2 separate regions of the Homo sapiens genome follow, and region 2 is linked to region 1. Evidence: chromatin contacts called from ENCODE Hi-C or POLR2A ChIA-PET data. All regions are on one chromosome and are shown on one strand. Each heading gives the region's core, a stretch centred on a gene start or an enhancer-like site at or near the end of the contact. The rest is flanking DNA. Distances are from core to core; before and after follow the strand shown.

Evidence for each region. A loop is a pair of places that touch in the nucleus more often than their neighbours do. ChIA-PET counts read pairs that join two places held with the same protein, here RNA polymerase II (POLR2A). Pooled maps may share reads with other maps.
Region 2: a pooled map shows a loop between it and region 1 (3-fold over the local background). The contact joins the enhancer-like site here to the promoter of KCNC3 in region 1. A Hi-C loop is called at or near these places in 2 of 50 pooled maps. POLR2A ChIA-PET finds 5 or more read pairs at or near these places in 3 of 52 experiments (HepG2 and WTC11).

The regions. Positions count from the first base shown.
Region 1 is chr19:50,326,671-50,333,423 of GRCh38, reverse strand. It overlaps KCNC3 (potassium voltage-gated channel subfamily C member 3), which reads left to right and starts at 4,047. Exons shown (of 5, transcript NM_004977.3): 1 at 4,047-5,211. The coding sequence starts at 4,342. It overlaps LOC105372437 (a long non-coding RNA gene), which reads right to left and starts at 3,804. Exons shown (of 4, transcript XR_007067299.1): 1 at 3,629-3,804. RefSeq lists enhancers at 1,317-1,416, 1,727-1,776, 4,038-4,332 and silencers at 2,357-2,726, 2,740-2,919, 3,797-3,856, 3,937-4,486, 5,095-5,184.
Region 2 is chr19:50,918,343-50,925,095 of GRCh38, reverse strand. No RefSeq gene overlaps it. Among named protein-coding and RNA genes, the nearest start is that of PPIAP59, 5.9 kb to the left of the region's middle. Within about 2 kb of position 3,280, at least 3 of the 41 ENCODE cell types and tissues checked have a DNase peak (open chromatin) inside an H3K27ac peak, as active enhancers do.

The DNA of each region.
Region 1 (6,753 bases), core at 2,798-5,297:
CCTCGGACCTCGTCTCCTGTTTCTCCTCTCTGCCTTGGCATTCCAGGACCCCGGGGTCCGCCATAAAGGCGGAGCTTGAAGCCCCTGGGTTGGGGGAGCGGTGCTGCCCCTCCTCCGGCGGTGATGTCACTCCCCCCTCTGCAGCCTCTTGCTGCCCAGAGCTGCCGGGGCTGGGTCACCCCTCCCCCCATCTCGAGCCCCGGATTCCCCCATCCCCACCTCGCCTCGACTTGGGGTGAGTACGGGGGAGGGGGCGAAGGCTCAGGGTCCGGGGGCGGTAAGACAGCCCGAATCCTAGTTTTGGAGACGGGGGACTTGGGATCCAGGGACCCAAAGATTATAGCGGGGAGATTCCCCTCGACTCTGAGCTTTCGGGGCCAAGGTACTTGGAGGGTTTTAGGGGACGAAGGATCGTAGGCAGAGAGTCCTCACATTTTCACCTTTGGTGTCCAGAGACCAAGGCTCCGAATGGAACCGGGTGGGAATGGGGGCAGAGGAACAAGGAAGGGGTCGTAGAAGTCAGGGAGGGAAGACCCTTCCCCAATTCCAGGGCCTGGGGTAATGGGGGAGGGAGGGTTATCAGGGGACGCCGAAGATGACGTAGATGGGAGTTGGAGCTTTCAGGAATTTTGTGTCTTGAGGGCCTGGGAACGGATGGATTGGGAGGAGCAGGGGTGGGGAAAGGAACTGAAAACGAGACAGACGTTGGCCTCTCCCCTCCTGGTGTCCCTAGTCAAGAGTCGAGTCTACTTCCTCCTGGTCTGTGAACATAGCTGAGTGTCCAGTATTTGGAGCCCTCATGAAGCTTCCAGAAGCCCCCTCCTCTCTAATGGGTGGGTGGAGACTCCAGGCTCACAAATCCTCCCATAGACCCTGGTGGGGTCTGTGGAGGGCCATGAGGGAGTGCTGGCATCCAAGTTTCCCAGGGCCTGATGGAATGTGGACGGACCAGCCTGCTACTCCCGGCCCGCTGCCTCTTCCCCTCCCATGGCCTCTAATCCTGAGTCGCATCGCACATTCCTCCTTATTCCAGCCCCTTTTCCCCACAGCCCCCACCTTCTCCCACACTTCTGACCTCTGCAAAAAAACGCTGATTTAGCCACTTGATACCGTGCCTGGCTGCTGTGAAAAGCAGAAGGGAAAAGCAGGGTTGAGGGGGGAGTGTGGAGGAGGATGGCGACCGAGGTCCTTACCTAGCCCATAGTGCCTACCCAGCCCTTGCTCCTGCCTCCACCACCCCACCCCCAATTGCCCAGGAGCCTCATCCAGCCCCAGCCCAGTCCCTCACCTCAGGATTCTCTGCTTCTGCCTGGGGGTGCACCAGAATTCGGGGAAGGGGTAGGAAGTACCTATGTCTTTTCTGTGCCCTCTTGGATTCCATCAGAAGCTGAAGGACATGATGGATTGGGTGCAATGGAGAGCCCTGGGTCTGGGGAGTGAGGGCAACGACCTTCCTGGGCTGCAGGACAGGCCCCACTTCTGCAACTCTCTCTGCAGTGACGCAGTCCCAGCTAGGACGGGGGTTAGAGAGGGTGATGGGGGGTCTGAGAAAAAGGAACGGAGACCCAGAGAGAGGGGGACAGGGTCCCCAGGAAGTGGAGACAGAGACCTAGAAAGAGAGAGACCCAGAAGAAGGTGAAACATAGGAGGAATAGAGACTCAGGGAGGGGACATAGAGAAAGTGAAGAGGCAGAAACTTAGAGGGAGAGAGAGAAGAACAGAGAGCCAGCAAGAGAAAGAGCAGAGACAGAGGAGGGAAAGAGACGGAAGAGGGGGAAATACACCAGAGATGGGGAGAAGGGGAAGAAGGAGGGGGAAATACACCAGAGATGGGGAGAAGGGGAAGAAGGAGGGGGAAATACACCAGAGATGGGGAGAAGGGGAAGAAGGAGGGGGAAATACACCAGAGATGGGGAGAAGGGGAAGAAGAAGGGGGAGGGGAAAGAGGTTGTCAGAGAGCAAGGAGGAGACAGACTCAGATGAAAGGGCAGAGACCCAGAGAGGAGGCAGGACAAAGCGGGTTGCGGGGAGGGAGTAGAGGACAGGGACACAAGACCCAGGGAGTGCGGTACAGAGCCCCAGACAGAGAGGCACACCCCTGATAAAATGGTACAGAAACCAAGAGAAAGAGACTCGGGGGAGCTGGGGTGGGGGGGCGGGGACTGAGACACCAGGGAGGAGAGACTGAGGCCTAGAGAGAAGAGGAGCAAAGACTCAGAAGGAGGGGGACAGAATCAGAGACCCAGGAGGGCAGATTTACAAACGAGGGGTCGGAGACTCAGAGGGGTGGGAACAGAGACGGCGGCACAAATACTCAAGAAGGGAGAAAAAGAGACGCCAAGAAACCCAGAAACGGGAGCGGGGGTGGGATGGGGTTGGGAGGCGATACGAATCAGCCGCCGCACCTGCAGCAGGAAGCGGCGGGCCAGAAACTGTGCTGCCCGAGGGCGCCCGCAGCCCCCTGACCCGCCCCCTTCGCTCCCGCAGGCGCCGCCTCCTCCCTCCGCAGCCCCAGCCGCAGCCGCTGGCCCCGCCCCAGCCCCCTGAGCCTGCGCTCTGCCTCTCGGAGCCTACGACCGCCCAGGGGGCGGGGACGGCCCGCTCCGAGGCGGTCCCCTTTTTCTGGCCCCGCCCCTCACTCCATTCTTCCCCAGAACCCGACCTCTGAGACTCCTAGCCCACCCCATTTTTTATCGGTCCTGCCTATATTGCCTCAGTCTTGACGGTGCTTCCTGGCGCTTTGGCCTCTCCCCTCTCCCGTCCTCTCTGCCTCCTTGCGTGCCCCCTCCTCACCAGTCCTCATCTACCCTCGGTCCTCCAATCTGCAGTCCGCCGCGGTGTAGCGTTCGTTAGAAGTTCTCGCCTCGCCCTTTGAGACCCTGTGACCTTTAGGCAGTGCCCTCTCCCAGGTCTTCTGATCCCGAAGACTCCCCGTTCCAGGTCCCTCCCCTCCATCCAGCCCAGTAGCTTTGTACTCTTTGTAGTCTCATTGTTCCCCTGGGATCCACCTCTCCCGTTCCTCTACCCTCCCTTAGCCCTGCCCTGCCCTCGCCTACCCTGGTTGCTTTCAAGACCCTCAAGCCCCGCTCCTTCCTTAGTCTCTCTTTCCTACCGCCCATTCAAGACGTTTTCTTTTTCTTTTATTTATTTATTTTTTGACACAGAGTCTCGCTCTGTCGCCCAGGCTGGAGTGGAGTGGTGCGATCTCGACTCATTGCAACCTCTACTTCCCAGGTTCAAGCGATTCTCCTGCCTCAACCTCCCGACTAGCTGGGACTACAGGCACCCACAACCACGCCCGACTAATTTTTGTATTTTTAGTAGAGGCGGGGCTTCACCATTTTGGCCGGGCTGGTCTCGAACTCCTGACCTCAAATGATCCACCCACCTCAGCCTCGCAAAGTGCTGGCGTTACAGGCGTGAGCCACTGCGCCCTGCCTCAAGACGTTTTCTATTTGTCGACCCCACTCACCTTCCTCAGTACCACTCATCCATCCGGACACTCATTCTCCGGGCCCAGCCCCGACTAACCAGGCCCGCCTTGGAGCCTCAGCCCCGCTCCCTCCCTTAGGCCTATCCAGACCCTCTCGGGTTTCCAGGACTCTCTCAAGTTTCAACACCTTCTCACCGAGTCTAAGTCTTTGTTCTTCCCGTGTCCTCTTTCAGTCCAGCCTGTCCCCCTTGCGCGGGAAAGTCCTCCATCTCTAGTTCCCGCCCCATGCAGTCTCATCTGGACCGTTTCTACTTTCTGCGGCCCTGTCTCTTCCAAGCAATGCTCCTCCCCACCAGGTCCTGCCTAGCGGTGTTTTAGGTGAGGGCGTGCGATCTGTTTTGTTTCTCTCCGCCCCTTTCTCAGCCCAATCAGGACGGCCTCTCTCATGGTGGCCCCGCCCCTCCAGGCCAGTCGGGCGTCTTTAAATAGCTTGGATGTGTCCCCTCCTCCCTCTACCCCGCCCGCACTTTTTTCAGTTCAGTAAGGTCTCTCTCTATCGTATCTAGCCCCGCCTTCCCCTGGCTACCAGTGCTGCCGAACACAATTAGTAGTAACCGGTCCCGCCTCCCTTGACGCCCCGCCCCGCCCCTCCTCCCTGCTCTCTTAGAAAGAGCCAATCGCTCCGTCTCATTGGCGGCCCCGACTCGTCCAGCTGGGTCGCGTTAGAGTGCCCGCCCCACTCCTCCCAGCCACAGCCCCGCCCCACCTCCCCCAGGCCAATCAGTTTGGTTCCTCTCCCCTAAGCCACGCCCCCGCTACCTCGCTCCTCCTCCCACCCAATCCCGTCGGTCTCTCCCCCCGTGTCCCCGCCCCTGCGTCCCCGCCCCTCCCGCCCCGCCCCCCGTCCAATGCTGAGCTCAGTCTGCGTCTCGTCCTTCCGCGGGCGCCAGGGGGCCAGCAAGCAGCAGCCGGCGCCACCGCCGCAGCCGCCCGAGTCCCCGCCGCCGCCACCGCTGCCGCCGCAGCAGCAGCAGCCTGCGCAGCCCGGCCCCGCCGCGTCCCCGGCGGGCCCCCCGGCACCCCGCGGGCCCGGGGACCGGCGCGCCGAGCCATGCCCCGGGCTGCCGGCGGCGGCCATGGGGCGGCACGGCGGCGGCGGTGGCGACAGCGGCAAGATCGTGATCAACGTGGGCGGCGTGCGCCATGAGACGTACCGCTCGACGCTGCGCACCCTGCCGGGGACGCGGCTGGCCGGCCTGACGGAGCCCGAGGCGGCGGCACGCTTCGACTACGACCCGGGCGCCGACGAGTTCTTCTTTGACCGGCACCCGGGAGTCTTCGCGTACGTGCTCAACTACTACCGCACCGGCAAGCTGCACTGCCCAGCCGACGTGTGCGGGCCCCTGTTTGAGGAGGAGCTCGGCTTCTGGGGCATCGACGAGACCGACGTGGAGGCCTGCTGCTGGATGACCTACCGGCAGCATCGCGACGCTGAGGAGGCGCTCGACTCCTTCGAGGCGCCCGACCCCGCGGGCGCCGCCAACGCCGCCAACGCCGCAGGCGCCCACGACGGAGGCCTGGACGACGAGGCGGGCGCGGGCGGCGGCGGCCTGGACGGAGCGGGCGGCGAGCTCAAGCGCCTCTGCTTCCAGGACGCGGGCGGCGGCGCCGGGGGGCCGCCAGGGGGCGCGGGCGGCGCGGGCGGCACATGGTGGCGCCGCTGGCAGCCCCGCGTGTGGGCGCTCTTCGAGGACCCCTACTCGTCGCGGGCTGCCAGGGTGAGCGCGCTCTCGGGGCCCCCATCCACCCCACCCCCGCCTCTCCAGGCGCCCCCAGTCTCCCAGGAGCGCCCCAGCTCCAACCCTCCGGGTCCCTCTAGGCTTCTCAGTCTCCTAGAAGCCTCTTCCCCAATCCTGAGTCTCCTGGGCTCCTCCGAACACACCCCCCTCTCGCAGCCATCCCCCAGATCCTCCAAAGACGGATCTCCAACCTTCGGGCTCTTCCAGACCCCTCCAAAGTTCCCCCTCCCCCGCCAAGGCCACCCTAGACGCTTAGACACTTCCTCCAGACCGTGAATCTCCCGTGCTTCTCTGAACAACCCGGTCCCCACCTTTCCTGGGCTCCTCTGAGACCCTCCCCAACCCTCATGTCTCCTGGGCCCCATCAAATCTCTTCTCACTACTCTTGGTCACCGTCCAGCCCTTGGTTTCTTGGACCTTCCCCAGCCCCTCAGAAGACATCCCTTCTCAGCCCTCAAATTCTCCTAGGCCCTGTGAGCCCTGACCCCCACTTTCCCTGCCTTCTCCAGACTCTCTGGGGCCCCCTATTCAACTCTCAGTCTCTCCCAGCACCTCCCCGATTCACCCCGTGGCCCGTCTCCCAGAAGACCTCTCTCTCCAAGTTTGAATCTTCTGATTATTTTTTCCACTCCCTTCCTGCAGTATCTTCTGCTCTCAGAGTCTCAGAAAACTCCCCCACCCCAACCTCACAGCCTTCTGGACCCCTCTAAACCTCCACTTGTTCTTGCCTGGACATTTTCACCTCCCCCTCACTGCAATACTGAGTCTTGGGGCATCTTCTCCGTTGGAACCTCCAGGCCCCCTCTGTGTTCACTCTGTGTTTAACACTCTTCAACCTCCACGCCAACTCCCATCTCAAGGACTTTCCCCATAAAGCTCCAGACTTCCCCCAAGCCTTTCACACTCCTCCTCAGTGCCTCCAGAAGCATCCCATGCCCCCATCATATGCCTTTCCTCTCCAGAACCCTCACATGTCCTCCAGAATTGTTCTTCCTCCTCCATAGATCCTCGCAGCTTCTCCTCTCCATCATTTTAACTGCACAGTGCACTCTCTATCCCTGGGACTCCCCCCATCCAAAGCCCCCACAGCCCGTTTCCTAGTCTAAGTGACTTTCCCTCCTGCTCTAGAACTTTTTCTAACCTCAAACCCTGGGAGGCCCCTCAAGTCATCAGCCCTAAAACTTTCATCTCAAAATAACTTACAATTCTTTCTACCTTGCCCTGGGATTCCTTCCACCTGCCCTCTTCCTTTCTCGAACCTCCCCCCCCGCCGTGCAAAACCCAGAACCTAGCCCCTCAGTCTGTCCCCCTCCATCAAAGTGAACCAAAGAGCCTTCTCTCTCTCTCCAAATTCTAGATTTTCCCCAAAGCTCTCTCCATCGCTCCCAGAAAACTTTCCTCAAGCATCCATAACTTCCTAGGCTAAATGACTACCCTCCCCCTGGGTTCTCTCCTGAACCATTTCCTCCTACTAACTTCCTCCCTGTCCCGGGGACCCCGGAGGGAGAATGTGGTGGAAAA
Region 2 (6,753 bases), core at 2,031-4,530, 590 kb before region 1:
AGGGTACATGGGCATTATTGCACTAGTTTGCAATTTTTGTGAGTTTTGAACTGTTTCAAAATAAAATGTCATAATAAAAATGTGTCTGGCATATCGGAAGTGCTCAGTAAAAAATATTGTCGTCCTCCTAGATCTCTCTGATTGCATTTTCCCTTCGACTTTATTTGCTGTATTGCCAGTGTCTATTTTCTGGCCAGCTCTAATCATTGCAGAATGAGCAATGAGATCCCTTTAGGAAAAAAAAAAAAGTTCCTCCCACTGAGTTCTCGCAGGCTGAAAGACTCTCTAGCAGAAAGCTTGACAGCCATATGTGTAATTATGAATCATCTGTAATTTTCACACCAGCTATTGTTTTATAACTTGTGTAATTATCCAAACAGTGTTTCACAAACCTTGACACTAACCAGGCATTACAGGTCTTCAATTCTGATAACAAGAAAGAGAATTCACCAAGTGGTCTAAGCTCCGGGAGACACGTTTCTTGGTGCGAAACCCAGCCTGGTGGCTAAAGGCAAGAGAAAAAAAAATAAAAACACATCTTTGTATGCATCTGTCCCTGTGCCACAAAATCCTGGAAGATGATCCAAAAAAACATATTCTAGTTTTTGTGTTTTGAAGAGGGATGAAGACAGGACAGGTTGGGGAACAAAGTTAGGTGGAGGTTTATCACTCTGTATTTTTTATAAACATATTTTTTTACCATGTAAAAATATTTTCTTCTTTTTTTTTTTTTTTCTGAGATGGAGTCTCACTTTGTCACCCAGGCTGGAGTCCAGTGGCGCGATCTCAGCTCACTGCAACCTCCGCCTCGTAGGTTCAAGCGATTCTCCTGCCTCAGCCTCCCAAGTAGCTGGGATTACAGGCACGCATCACTATGTCTAGCTAACTTTTGCATTTTTAGTAGAGACAGGGTTTCGCCATGTTGGCCAGGCTGGTTTTGAACTCCTGGCCTCAAGTGATCCACCCACCTTGGCCTCCCAAAATGCTGGGATTACAGGCATGAGCCATAGTGCCTGGCCGAAAATATTTTCTATTCAAAAAATTAAATAGAAATGATGTTACACACACACACTTGTGCCAGAGTCCCTGTGTCCAAACCTGGCTGCTCCTTACTGTGTGACCTTGGAAAATGACTTAAAAAATTTTTTTAATAGAGAAAGGGTCTCACTATATTGCCCAGGCTGGCCTCGAACTCCTGGACTAAAGCAATCCTCCCTCCTCGCCTCCCAGGATTAAAGGTGGGATTAAAGGTGTGAACCATGGCACCTTGACTTAGAAAATAACTTTAATCTCCCTTTGCCTCAGTTTCTTCCTATTTATAGTGGCGATAGAAACAGTAGCAACTTCCTAGGGTGGCTGGGAATATAAACAAGTTCATTCCTGCAAATCCCTTAAGACTATGGTACAGCACACACACTTAGCATGTGTTACCAATTAGCGGCAGTGTTCTCCCACTTCAGTAAGTGTGGAACCAAACAAAGATTTGCTTTCTTCTCACCTTTCCCCAATCTAACAAATCTAGCCAGTGAGAATTTTGCGGAGAAAAGCTGATTTCCTTTTCAAATGGGGAAAGAAATCAATTCAGAAATTGATTGTTTGCAGACAACAGAGTGGCAGGTGAGAGCGCTGGGGATCTGCACTTTTTTTTTTTTTTTTTTTTTTTGAGATGGAGTTTTACTCTTGTTGCCCAGGCTGGAGTGCAGTGGCACCATCTCAGCTCACCGCAACCTCTGCCTCCCGGGTTCAAGCAATTCTCCTGCCTCAGCCTCCGGAGTAGCTGGGATTACAGGCATGCAGCACGACGCCTGGATAATTTTGTATTTTTAGTAGAGACAGGGTTTCTCCATGTTGGTCAGGCTGGTCTCAAACTCCCAACCTCAGGTGATCCGCCCACCTCTGCCTCCCAAAGTGCTGGGATTACAGGTATGAGCCACCATGCCCGGCCCTGCACCATTTTTTTTTTAAGACAGGCTTATGATTTTATCCTATAATATTAAGTACAACAACTCAAGTTAAAGAATCTGCTGGGTGCAGTGACTCACCTGTAATCCCAGCACTTGGGAGGCCGAGGTGGGAGGACGGTTTGAGGCCTGGAGTTGAAGACCAGCCTGGGCAACGTAGTGAGACCCTGTCTCTATTTTTAAAAAATGACTATAGCCACTCAATTATGTGAGAAGTTAATTATTATTATTATCTGCATGGTTGTTATTTGACTATATGGGTGCACAGCGGAGCGGGAGATGGCGAAGGGCAACCAAGGTCACCATGTGACTTCATTGTATTCATAGCAATAATTGGAGATACCATTTGCCGGGCTCTTGTGTGTCCAACGTGTTGTGTGGACGTCCCCATTGAAACTTCACATAAACCCATGCGATGTCGCTATCCTCAGCTGAGGAAAGCCGACCATGAGGCCAGACACTCAGCCCTCGCCTGATGTCACGCTTGAACCCCTCCCTTTACATCTGAGAGACCCAAAGTCAGGACCATGACTTGGTGTCCCCAGGTGGAAAGCTCTGGTGGCGGCCAGCCCTGCTTCCTGCCACCTCTGCTCCCGTTTCTGGATCCTGAGCCGGATGCTGCGGCCCAGGGTGACTGGCGCAAGAGAACCCTGGGCCCACAACCTTTAGTCCTCCCCGAGTATGTCTCTCCGGCTCCACTAGGTGGCAGTATTGCACAGTTGTAGGCGCACTTGCTCCGAGCTTGGGGAGTGCCCAGCCCAGCGCTCTCACCTGCCCGCTGTTTTCTGCAAACAACCCGGGAGCTTCTCTGTGACTCTTTGTTTAAATCTATAAAGTGAGGGTGATAATAGTTCCCACCTCATGGAGATTAAATGAGTTCACATTTACAAAGAGCCTAGAATAATGCCTGGCACAAGATAAAGTACGTTACAAGAGTAGCTATGATGATGATGTTCATGGTCAGGGTGATGGATGACTCCTTTTGTGGTGTTGTTTCGTTATTTGTGACTTTCTTTCCCTCTGATCTCTTTATATCCATGTCTCTGTGTGTCCATGCTTTTTTCTCCACCGAGGTCACAAACTCAGCCACCTCCTGGGGCCAGGCAGGAAGTATAAATGAGGGAAGCTGACTGTGTGTGGGCCAAGGAAAACCACAGGGTGCCCCCGGGGTGGCCACTCAGCACCTGCTGATGCTGGATTATGGCCACGTGGGAATGCAGGCGTGATATTGACTGATACCGTGGCCTTTTCAAGAGAAACTTGCAATCTCTTGACCTTTTAATGCTCGTGATCCATTCAAACAAACAAACAAGCAAACAAAAAAGTCCAGACTCTACGAGACAGGCCAGATGTGTCTGCAGCCTGCATGTTGTTCAAGAGCCCTCTGTGGGTGGCCCGGGTAGAGATCCTAAGAAATTGCAATGAATTTCACTCCATAACCAGAGGAGCCAGGAAGCAGTTCATGAAAGTTTCCTTTTATGAAACAGAAACGATAAGGCTTTCTCCTCTCCTTTCAGAAAAAAACCATGGCTTTCCCCTTTAAGAAGGAAATCTGCTTTTAATCAGCAATTTGGCAGCTGAATTTGTCAAGCTAGGAGAATGAAATCCAGACTCAGTTTTGAAATGAGTTCGTGAAAGAAAAATAAATCTTGGGGCCCCCAAAATTACTAAGCTAAAGGGAAAAGTCCAGCTGGGCACTGCTTAGAGCCCACCAGACTCCCATTCTATTCAAACCCACCCTCTACTCACTGAGATAAATGCATATCTGGCCGGGGTGCGGTGGCTCACGCCTGTAATCCCAGCACTTCGGGAGGCTGAGGCGGGCAGATCACAAGATCAGGAGATTGAGACCATCCTGGCTGACATGGTGAAACCCTGTCTCTATTAAAAATACAAAAAAATTAGCTAGGCTTAGTGGCGGGCACCTGTAGTCCCAGCTACTCGGGAGGCTGAGGCAGGAGAATCACTTGAACCTGGGAGGTGGAGGTTGCAGTGAGCCAAGATCACGCCACTGCAATCCAGGCTGGGCAACAGAGCAAGACTCCATCTCAAATAATAATAATAATAATAATAATAATAATAATAATAAATAAATAAATGCACAGCTGATTGCCTTCTTTGGAGAGGCTAATCAGAAACTCAGAAGAATGCAACCGTTTGTCTCTTATCTACCTTTGACCCGGAAGCCCCCTCCCCGCTCGAGTTGTCCCACCTTTCCAGACCAAACCAATGTTCATTTTATATATGTTGATTGATGTCTCATGCCTTCCTAAAATGTACGAAACCAAACTGTGCTCTGCTGACCTTGGGCACACATCGTCAGGACCTCCTGAGGCTGTGTCACGGGCACACGTCATCAACCTTGGCAAAATAAACTTTCTGAAAAATCTGAGACCTGTCTCAGATTTTCAGGATTCACAACTTGTACGGACTGTATTCTCTCGCTCCTTGAGTTCATGGTGAGCTCAAGGTGGAGACAATAAGAATCTTCCAAAGTGTTGCTGAGATGTTTAATCTATTTGGAACTACAAACGAATCCCCTATGCTTGGGTTTGCATCATGTTTTGTTAAATATCATTTCAGATATTTGCAGAATAATATTAACAATGACAATGAAAGCTAACGCTTATGAAGCACTTCCTTTGCGCCTGGCAGAGTTCTAACTGCCTTGTATGTACTAATTCATTTAATCCTTCTAACATTCTATGAGACAACTACTGTAACTATCCCCATTTCACGGATAAGGAATCGAGGCACAGAGAAAGTACGATTTGCCTAAGGTTGCCCGGCTAGTGAATGGCAGAGCAGAGATTTGAACTATGACAAGTGTGTATTCCAGAGTCCGTCTCTTAATCAGTGTAAAACGCAATGCCAATTTCAAAACGGTTTCTGTTACTGTAAATCACTTGTTCATAAGAGCATGAATTTTTCTGTCCTTGGAACATTTGTCCTCAGTGAATGGTTTTGTTTTGCTTTGTTTTGTTTTGTTGAGACAGTCTCGCTCTGTCGCCCAGGCTGGAGTGCAGTGGCACGATCTCGGCTCACTGCAAGCTCTGCCTCCCGGGTTTACGCCATTCTCCTGCCTCAGCCTCCTGAGTAGCTGGGACTACAGGTGCCCACCACCAAGCCTGGCTAATTTTTTGTATTTTTGATAGAGACGGGGTTTCACTGTGTCAGCCAGGCTGGTCTCGATCTCCTGACCTCATGATCTGCCCACTTTGGCCTCCCAAAGTGCTGGGATTACAGGCGTGAGCCACCGCACCAGGCCAGTCCTCAGTGAATGTTTACTGATCAACTACTATGTGCCAGGCATCGTCCCTGGCATTGGGGATACAATGGTGACCCTGACAGGGTCATGTTTTGTTCCTCATGGAGCTTATGGTCTAGCAGAGGCAGGCACAATAAACGAGCAAATCACTGAATATGCCGCGATTTTTGAGTACACAGAATAATACCCCCTCTCCAAAGATGTCCATGTCCCAATCCCCAGACCCCGTGCATATGTGACCTCACGTGGCAGAACAGACTTTGCAGATGGATTAAGTGGATGATCTGGAGATGAGGAGATTATCCTGGATTACCCGAGGGGGCTCCAGGTGATCACAAAGATCACCTTGATCACCCATAAGAGGGAGACAGAAGAGTCAGTCAGAGAAGGAGGGTGAGTACATGAAGCGGAGGTCAGGATGATGCAGGCGACTGTTGGCTTTGAAGATGGAGGATGCGGCCACCAGCCAAGGTAGGCAGGTGACATCTTAAAGCTGGAAACAAGGGTGAAACAGAGCCTCCTCTGAAGCCTCCAGAAGGAATCAGTTCTACTGACACTTTGACTTTAGCCCACTTTAGACACTTTGGACTTATGACCTCTGGAATTGTAAGAGAATGCATCTCTTTTGTTTTAAGCCACTAAGCGTGTGGTAGTTACTCCGGCAGCAATGGGAAATGAAATGAATACAGACTTACATACTTGATAACAATAAAATCAGGGTAAAGAGATGGAGCCATTCTAGACAGGTGGTCAGGAGGGAACATTTAAGAAGAAACCTGGACCAGGTGCAGTGCCTGACGCCTGTAATCCCAACATTTTGGGAGGCTGAGGCAGGCACATCACTTGAGCCCAGGAGTTCAAGACCAACCTAAGCAACTAGTGAGACCCTGTTTCTGCAAAAATAAATAAATAAATAAATTTAAAAAGGAAAAAGAAACAGGTAAAATTAATCTTAGTAACATATTAAACTTGATATATCCAAACTTGTCATTTCCACATGTAACCAATGTAAAAAAAAATCAGTAAGAGAATTTACATTCTTTATTCCACACCAGTTCTTCGAAATCCAGTGTATATACTTACACTCCCAGCACATTGCAATTTGGATGCTAAGTTTTTTCAGAAATATTTGATCTGCATTCAGAGCCCAGAAAGTTTAGAGTTGAAAAAGATGATTCACGCACCCACGTTGTTCCAAACATACTTAATTAAAACTCTCCCAATAACTGAATCAGGTGTGGGTGTTTACATTTAAATTAATTAAAACTAAATAAGGCCAGGCACGAGGGTTCACACCTGTAATCCCAGCACTTTGGGAGGCCAAGGTGGGCAGATCACTTGAGGTCAGGAGTTCGAGACCAGCCTGGCCAACATGGCGAAACCCCGTCTCTACTAAAAGTACAAAAAAATTAGCCAGGTGTGGTTGCGTGTGCCTGTATTTCCAGCTACTCGGGAGGCTGAGGCAGGAGAATCACTTGAATCCAGGAGGTGGAGGTTGCAGTGAGTCGAGATTATACCACCGCA